2 separate regions of the Homo sapiens genome follow, and region 1 is linked to region 2. The links are chromatin contacts, found by Hi-C or POLR2A ChIA-PET in ENCODE. All regions are on one chromosome and are shown on one strand. The core of a region is the stretch at or near the end of the contact, and the rest is flanking DNA. Distances in the headings are between cores, read along the strand shown. Region 1 overlaps TRERF1 (transcriptional regulating factor 1). Region 2 holds the start of TOMM6 (translocase of outer mitochondrial membrane 6).

The links. A loop is a pair of places that touch in the nucleus more often than their neighbours do. ChIA-PET counts read pairs that join two places held with the same protein, here RNA polymerase II (POLR2A). Pooled maps may share reads with other maps.
Region 1: a pooled map shows a loop between it and region 2 (3-fold over the local background). The contact joins the enhancer-like site here to the promoter of TOMM6 in region 2. A Hi-C loop is called at or near these places in 5 of 50 pooled maps. POLR2A ChIA-PET finds 5 or more read pairs at or near these places in 2 of 52 experiments (activated T-cell and activated naive CD4-positive, alpha-beta T cell).

What each region holds. Positions count from the first base shown.
Region 1 is chr6:42,388,072-42,392,398 of GRCh38, reverse strand. The region is part of intron 2 of TRERF1 (transcriptional regulating factor 1); the gene reads left to right. Among named protein-coding and RNA genes, the nearest start is that of TRERF1, 62 kb to the left of the region's middle. RefSeq lists an enhancer at 1,877-2,026. Within about 2 kb of position 1,903, at least 7 of the 41 ENCODE cell types and tissues checked have a DNase peak (open chromatin) inside an H3K27ac peak, as active enhancers do.
Region 2 is chr6:41,786,018-41,790,444 of GRCh38, reverse strand. TOMM6 (translocase of outer mitochondrial membrane 6) reads right to left here and starts at 2,751. Exons shown (of 3, transcript NM_001382294.1): 1 at 2,620-2,751; 2 at 1,109-1,213; 3 at 550-877. The coding sequence starts at 2,747. The coding sequence ends at 1,117. It overlaps PRICKLE4 (prickle planar cell polarity protein 4), which reads right to left. Exons shown (of 8, transcript NM_013397.6): 7 at 4,113-4,317; 8 at 2,993-3,683. The coding sequence ends at 3,316. It overlaps USP49 (ubiquitin specific peptidase 49), which reads left to right. Exons shown (of 8, transcript NM_001286554.2): 8 at 1-549. RefSeq lists enhancers at 2,304-2,993, 2,064-3,063 and a silencer at 3,684-4,203.

The DNA.
Region 1 (4,327 bases), core at 654-3,153, 600 kb before region 2:
CCTAAATGCTCTTATGATCATTTTCTTGTTTAATGATCACTCCAGTCACATAAAGAATACATGATTATTATCCTCATTTTATAAATAAGGAAACTTAAAGATGTTAAGTGACTTGGTCATGATTGAGGCACATCCAGGATCAACTGCTTATTCATTCACTCATTCATTTCTTCATTCATTTAGCAGGCATCACACCCCTGCCATGTGCCAGGTGCTGCCCTGGCTGCCAGGATAGACAAAGCCAGCCCCTGCCCTCATGGAGCATTCCTTCCAATGAGCAAGACAGATAATAAGTATACGTGTACACATCTACTACAATGTCAGGTGTCGATGAGGTCTGCGAAGAAAATCAGTCATGGGAAGGAGATAGAGGCTGATGGGGTGAAGCTGGGCTTCAGCTGTTTGGATTCCAACTCTGGATGTCTTTCTCCCAGTTCCTGAGACACAGCCCAGCCTGACCCTGGCCAAGCACCTGGCACATACAGGCCTTCATCACATTTTAAGTTTTATTTTATTTTGGGAGCAAAGCTTTACTCTGTGGGGAGGATTCCAGAAGACACATCGAGAGCTCATGGTAAACTCAAATTAGGTAGAAATGTACATAGAACCCTCCAGCCCACTGCTCCATGTTCTGAGGGCCCACAGATGTTCTAGGCAGGTAGAGTAGGCGGGAAGGCTGAGGGTGAAGGTGGGGGCAGAAGAATGAGCTCTGTGGTGGCCAGCAGATGGGAGAGTATAGGCTCTTAGGATCCGAGGCCCACAGGACCAGCAGCTTCTTAGAGATCGTGTTCAAAGGGTACACGTGGATGCAGGAAGGCATGGGGGTGGTGGGTGTGGGCAGGAGGACTCCCTGAGGCCATCTGCTGAGACTGTTCACCAGAGGCTGGAGCCCAGCTTTTCATTCCCTGCCCTGTGACTTGTGCAATATCACCCTGTCTCCCAGAATTGTTCCCCCCGGCTGGGAAATAATGGCAGATGGGTGCAACAGTCTAGCTTAGGGACCTGTTGAAGGGCAGTCCTTAACCCTAGGCATTTAAGAGCCAGAGTAGATTATGAGGACAGGCTACTCTAACCCCCAAAACATCTTCTGGAAGATGGGACCTCCTGGTATCAGACAAAAAGTATTTTAGGGTTGCACTCTCCACCCACCATGCATTGCAGTCCAGTGTAGCTGAGCCAACATTTATTGAGCACCTGCTCCATGTTCGTTTGAGAAGATCTCGAAAAGCCCTGTTCTGGGAGATGGGAGAACTGGGATCCAATACCTGGTCTCCTGTGAGTAAATTAGCTTTGTGATAACAGCTCTTGGTCCTGGTGTCCTCTGTAACAGGAAGGGTCTGGCCAAATGGTGTCCATGTCCCCCTTTTGTTCTGACCTCTGTTCTAAGCTGGAGATAAGACAGGGTCCCACTCACAAAGCATTTCAGTCTTTCAGTTCCTTTTCCCAGTGGTGATCCCTCCCTGGAGTGCAGGGCTTGGGCAGGTGTTTGGAGAGGCCCTAGTAACCTGCAGAGCCGGCTCGTGTATTTCTTGGTCTGTGGGTGTCAAGTGTTTTTTCCCCTTGCCCCCAGCTGTAAGCCACTTGGTACTAACTAATGGTTAAGTGACCATTGCCCACACAGTGTGCTCCCCACAAAGTAAAGCTCGCCCACAACTGTTTTCCTAGCACCCCCACTGTTGACGGGAGCGGTGAAATTTTGGCTGTACTTTCCTGAGGGCCGGGCGGTTGTGATTTCTGTCTTTCGTACGGTCCTGTCTGTCTCAGAACAGTACAGAGCCTCCTCATCCTGGTCTCTCCGACGGCCTCCCACTGAAACCTTACAGTGATACCAGTGCGAACGCATAGGCTTCAAAAATAAAAAGTTACGAGGTGAGGAAGCAACAGGAAGTGGGGAAGCGAGTAGAACAAAGCTTGCGATATGTACTCAGAACGCTGTTGACCTTTTTTTTTCTTTTTAAAATCACATAGCTCTCTCAAATGGTTGGGTTAGAAGCTCTTGTTTGTTTTAAATGGTTGTGCCTCTTATGAGGCCTGTGGAGAGAATGAGTAGTGAGTGTGAAACAAGTTTGGGGAAGATGTGACTCCCCCTCCACACACACAGAACTTGGCAAAAGGTATGCAAATTCATGTCAGAGGCTGTTGATCCTTTCACTCTACTTTGCTTAATTAAAGGCTGGGAAAGTTATTTAAATTGTGCCTCTTGTATATCTTCGTTTGTAGGACTAGATTAGCTCTTGTACTCGAAGACGTGGGGAAAGTAGAATTCTCCCCCGACACTTTTTCTTTCTCTGCTTCTACCTCCGTTTTTCATTTCCACCTGATGACTTGAAGAAGGAGAGAGGCGATTCAATAATTAGTTTCCAGGATTGTAAAGGGCCCACGTATATTAACTTTAACAAAACCCCGTCAAGCTTAAAATGCCTCCTGTTGGGGAAGGCACATTTCACACATACAAGGGACAAGTCACTGGCTGGCCAGATGGAGAGAGAGATTGTTCCTTTAGACAACTAGCTTCTCATTTGAAGAGCAAACGTGGTCCTGAGAAATGAAGCTTCTGATAGGCACTCCCTCTTGGGATATTTTAGCTCACTTAACTCAGGTTGAGTTAGTTCTGTAGGGGCTTTGAGTGGGTTTGAGCTCACAATAATAGCTGTGCTAATGATAAGAGCTATGTGTTTGTGTGGGCTTCACCTGAATTGCCTCACTTTACCTTCCTATCAAGTGTTTGAAGTTGGGAGGGAAGGCATTATAGGTGCTTAATCAATGACGGCTGGATAATATTAATAATAAAAGAATGAAAACAGGAATGGTGAGCCCATGCTTACTGGGCACATTCTTTGGGGTTCAGAGGCTCCGTGCTGGGTCACTGGTCCAGTCTTATTTAACACTAAGGGATGCCAATGGAGAGATGGACAATGGGGACCTCCAGCAGTGACCCAAAGTGATGGAGCAGTGTCCTGCCTCTTAGTTCACTCTTGTCACAGCCTGCGTCTCTCACGTTGCCTTCACTGGCATCAGTTTCTGAGAGAGCTGGGCTTGGAGTGTGGTCTGTAGCCTGGCAATAGAATGTCTCTCTAGGGCCAGCTTTCCCTTGTCCAGGGCACATCCTGACCCGGAATCCTCCAGCTTTGCTGATAGATAGGCAGACTGGCCACTGACACACAGAGGTACCTCGCTTCTTGCCTGTGCCACAGCCTTACAGATTTCAGTGTCAACTGTATTCTACTGGAAGTGCACCAGGGAGTGGGCTATTTTAAAGAAAAGCTAATGGTTGTCTTGATTTTTTCTTTTTAAGTACCCCCTCTCTCCAATTCTATCTTATGTCCATGGTATTTTGTCTTTGTCATTCTCAGATTGTGTTTAAGGCCTGCTCTGAGTGTCTAGGTTCCAGTCTTGGTGGAAGGATTCAGTAACAGAGGCTGTTTTCACCTGCAAGACCCTGTAGGCACACAGTGCATCCAAACTGATCCACACTGGGGCCCATGACTTGGATACCTGCCTGCCTTCCTGTGGTTTCATTTCTGTTTTGTTTTGTTTTGTTTTTTTCTCTAATCTTGTTTGGTGGAGGCATGGAAGCCATAAGCTGGACTGTCTGCTAATTCAGTGAAGTTGTACACAATGAATGGAACACATAGAGCATGAGACTGAAACCATTTTTAAAAACCAAGCCGATTGCCTCTCATGGCTGTTTGACACTGCTGGGCTAATTCTGGGAGTTCTAATCAACTTACTAACGGAATCCTCACCTTCTGAAAAACCCAAGCCTTAGGTGTCTCTTACTCTGGCAGTGCCACCAAGCTGTTTAAAGGTGTTCTAGGTGGTGGTAACTGGCATTTTTCAGGTGGATGAAACTTGGGGGAATGTACAGAGAACTTTCAGGCAGATCTCGTGGCAGTCTGATTTTCAGCTTTCTATGGCAGCTGTACCAACTTGACTGTGGTTGGCGGCAACTGTGCGGACTTGATGCCAGGCCAGCCAGCACTGAGTTGAGACTGTGTAAGTGTGCTGAGCTCGTATTTTTCCTAGTCTTCTGGTTTTGAAGGTTGGGCACCATCTACCTGTGTAATAGATGATTAAAAACAGGTGAAAAATAATTCGAACCCAACTTCATGTTAGTATTTCCCATCCTGTTCCAGTACTGCCTGAATAAAGTTGCCTAAAAAAAAAAAAAAAAGAAAGAAATCAAAACTGCATCTTTTAACAACATTTATTTGAGTTCAGCCCAGGTTCTCTTATCTCCCAATTGGTTTTGATACCCTGATAGCCAGGCAGCTCGCTGGCTAGAATCTTTCATGTTAAATGCAGTGTCTTGGGCTGGGTGCAGTGG
Region 2 (4,427 bases), core at 1,502-4,001:
ATAAGTCTATACATGCCAGTTCCGTACATACTCCATTTCCAAAGAGCCCCCAAACCCTGGACAGTAGCACTACCATGAATTTTAGGGTCACAAAACATTTCCTTCTGAAGGAAGCAGCTGCCTCAGCAGTGTCACTTTAGTGACCACTGCCCAGGCTTACTTCACTTTGCCTCCCCCTACACATCACTGCCCTCTTTCTGCCACCAAACCTCACTATTCCAGCAATGATGCCTCCCTGGTGTCTGGAAAACCCATCTGGTGCACTAAAATGCTATGCAACACCAAATGGCTTCTTCCCCTAATATTGCTCAACAATGTAAATTCTTCAAGAATAAACTTCATGCTAGGTTAACATCAATGTATGGTTACAGCTTCCTTTTTTTTTTTTCCCTTTTAAAATGAAGCAAACCACCTCCATTAAAATCCATGTTTTGGGGCTTGTTTTTGTCTCTCAAGTGTGAAATATAAATCATGTTTTTATGATTTTTGTAAATCTTTTTACACCTTGTTTTTGTAAGCAAAAGTTTCTTATTAAAAGAATAAAATGACTGCCTTTGTGTGCGGTATTTATTTCAAATGTTTTTTAAAACAGCACTGTTATTTCTCAGGACAAGAGCAAAAATCACCCCCTGCAGAAGCTTGGGAACTATGTACAGAACTTTACAGAATAGAGGCAATACTTTAGCTTAAGCCTGTCTGCTGACCAGAGAATGGAATTCTGCGTGGACTCAAGGAACAAAAGGAAACTAGGCAGGGAAGGGGAAGAAAAGTGCCCATCTGAATCAAACTTCAGCTGCCATCAGGGCACATCTTGTGGTGGTCACAGATTGTAGGCTGTTTTTTGGAAGATTCGGGTTCAGCACAGGATTCCATTTGTCTGCAATCAGATGATAAGACGACAGGTGGCATTAGAACTGTAAAAGTATGGGAGGGAAACTGGTAAGAGATACTTAAATCCCTTTCAACATCTGAAAACACATTTAACTAGGAATAGTTAAGGGTTTTACATCACATTCTTTTGTACATTTCATGAATACTTGACAGAAAACATTGCTTCACCCAGTCTCTAGGTCTCCTAAGACACGCATGGGTGTAGTTCAGTGCTTACCTACTTGGCTACACCCCTGGCTGAGGTGCCATGAGGTCAATGTCACTCAAGTTCCTGGCCAGCCAAACTCCCGCAGCAAAGAGTCCCAAATTTAGTATCAAGTTCCTGGAAAAACAATGTGTTTTATTAACCCTGTGGTCACTGAGTCAGTTGTACAGTTAACGAAATGTACTGGGGGGAAAGGCTTCCATCACCACCTTCCCGAGGCGTTGATACGTGGTTGTGACGGCAGGTTGCTCAAGACCCACGTGGGAATTTGGAGTTCATTTTTGTGCCTAGTAAGTGTAAGGTCAGGCTGGGCGCGGTGGTTCACGCCTGTAATCCCAGCACTTTGGAAGGCCAAGGCAGGCGGATCACGAAGTCAGGAGCTCGAGACCAGCCTGGCCAACATGGTGAAACCCCGTCTCTACTAAAAATACAAAAATTAGCTGGGCGTGGTGGTGCGCGCCTGTAATCCCAGCTACTGGGGAGGCTGAGGCAGGAAAATCGCTTGAACCCGGGAGGCGGAGGCTGCAGTGAGCTGAGGTCCGCCACTACACTCCAGCCTGGGCGACAGAGCGAGGCTGTCTCAAAAAGAAATAAATGTGGCCGGGCGCGGTGGCTCACGCCTGTAATCCCAGCACTTTGGGAGGCAGAGTCGGGTGGATCGAGAAGTCAGGAGTTTGAGACCAGCCTGCCCAAGATGGTGAAACCCCGTCTCTACTAAAAATACAAAAATTAGCTGGGCGTGGTGGCGCGCGCTTGTAATCCCAGCTACTGGGGAGGCTGAGGCAGGAGAATCGCTTGAACCCGGGAGGCAGAAGGGGCAGTGAGCCGAGATTGCGCCTCTGCACTCCAGCCTGGGCGACAGAGTGAGACTCCGTCTCAAAAAAAAAAAAAAAAAAAAAAAAAAAGGCCGGGCGTGGTGGCTCACGCCTGTAATCCCAGCACTTTGGGAGGCCGAGGCGGGCGGATCACGAGGTCAGGAGATCGAGACCATCCTGGATAACACGGTGAAACCCCGTCTCTACTAAAAATACAAAAAATTAGCAGGGCGTGGTGGCGGGCGGCCGTAGTCCCAGCTACTCGGGAGGCTGAGGCAGGAGAATGGCGTGAACCCGGGAGGCGGAGCTTGCAGTGAGCCGAGATCGCGCCACTGCACTCCAGCCTGGGCAACAGAGTGAGACTCCGTCTCAAAAAAAAAAAAAAAACAAAAAAGAAATGTAAGATCAAACGCAAAGCCCAGCTAAAGCACTAGTCCAGGGCCGAAAAAGCCTGTTTACGTGCTAGCACTTCTTCCCTTGATCAGGGTGACATTACAGATACAGCCACATGACAGAAAGATCGCTTTTGCCACACGGGAACTCTCCTGGCCAGGGATCTCAGTGAGGCACAGCCAGAGCTACGAAGACGCCACAATGCTGGTAATGTTAAAAAACAAAAACAAAAAACCCTGAGGCGCCAGCCTCGCAAGAAAGGGGAAATACGGATTTAAGGGCCAGAAAAGGACCAAGTTCCTCGGGCTCGGTTACCTCCGGAAGTCATTCCTATCAGTGGCAAAGCGGTAGACGCCCCGAAGCCAATCTCCCACGTTGTCCGGTATTTCGGGAGTTTCATTAGCCGAGCCAGCAGCGCTCACCGGGACAGTGCTGGAAGCCATAGTGGAAAGCTTCGCATGGGCCTCGGTGGAGGAACCGTATCGGCGTCGCCGGTGAATGACGCACCTCCGGTCTGGCACTTCCGGCTGCTACCGGCCGGCAGTGGGGGCGCTGTTCGCTTAGTCCGACATCCGGAAGAGGGACGGCCCTCTGCTGCGCCTCCACGAACTCTAGGAGGGGAGGAGCGCGGCCCGGTTCTACGGTCCCCTGCTCCCGGTCCCACCTCCGGCTCTCCAGCCGGTAACTGTCACGCGTGCTGTGATCATTTAATTGGCTTGGGAGGAGGATGGTGGGGACGGGGCTGTCCCAGCCTGTGGAGGTGGGGGTAGGGGCTATCTCAGCAGGGGAAGCGTAGCTTTGGGGAATGGGTTTTGCCAAGAAAGTCTCCGCCAAAAGTCTTAGAACGCGCAGTACTGAAGGGGGCGCACTCCAAACTTGTCACCTCGCCGCCTCTTGCGGGCGTGCGCCTGACTGCGTCTCAGTCTAGGATTGTTAGGGGGAGGCTAGCCTTGTTCTCCCGCTTTACAGACCCCTTTCCTCCCACTCACATCCCCTCTCTGAGCTGCGCCACTAGCACATGGTGCAGTGCGTCTTAGAGGCGTTGCTGTCCTCTGCTTGGAGGCTTCCGGGGGTCTTCCAGGACTGGGGAAGGCGCTCGCCTAAGAAAAATCCTTCAGGTTCCGAGTCAGAGGAGGAGGAGCAGGTGGAGAAAGGGGTGTCCTTGGGATCACGAATAGTCTCCAGGCGGCATTGCTCCTGCCCTTTGGGTGCCTCCGCTTTGTCCCCAGGTCGGTTCTCCTGCTGGGGACTGGATCCAGGCAGCCCCCTCTGAGTTTGCAGGCTGGAACCGCCGGCAGCAGCGAGGAGTGTTCGGGAGAGGGTTGCAGAGTTCACCGAGGTTTGGTCCCTTCCTTCAGTTCGGTCGAGTCCAGTCTCCCCTGTTCCGGGCCGGGTCGGAAACGCTGGTCTCAGAGCCGCGGAGCTGGACCTACACCGCAGCTAGTGGGGGTGAGGCCCAGCCTCCCGCCCCGCCCAGCCCCTGGGCCGTGCGCGCCGCCGCCGCCGCCGAGAGTCCTCGCCAGGGTCCCCCGCCTCCACCAGAGGGCGTCCGCCTCCCGCGCCTGGGAGGGAGTCTGGCGCCGCAACCCCGACCGCGGCGCGGGGTGGGTTCGGGCGGCCCTTGGAACGCTCCGGCCAGGGATGCGCGGTGAGAGCTGCGGGCCCCGAGGCTTGGGTCTGGGGGGTGCGGTGGGGGCGCTCCTGGAGGGACGGGACGGCGTGGGACCGGGGCGAGGGTCCCAGCCCGGGAGAACCCCCACAGCCCAGCCCAAGCTCCCTCCCGCTTTGCTCTGCATCCTCTCCCTTACCAAGGAATGCCTGCCCTTCCAGTGCCCCGGCCCAGCTCGAGCCTGCATCCGAGTAGCGGTTCTCGAAGCAGCTGGGGCAGCAGGGGCTTCCCCCAGGCAGGGCATAACGTCCCCCGCCCAGAGGCCCGGCGCAGTCCTGGCAACAGAAGTGGTTCTCATGCCAGCGCTGTCCCTCCGCCTCGGTGCAGCGCCAGGAGAAGATCAGCTGGGAGAGGGAGAGGGAGAGGGGAACGTTTCATTCATTCATTCCCTCATTCATTCATCCAGTAACCACGCCTTTTACCCAGTTAACGCTAAAGCACGTCTGCACACATT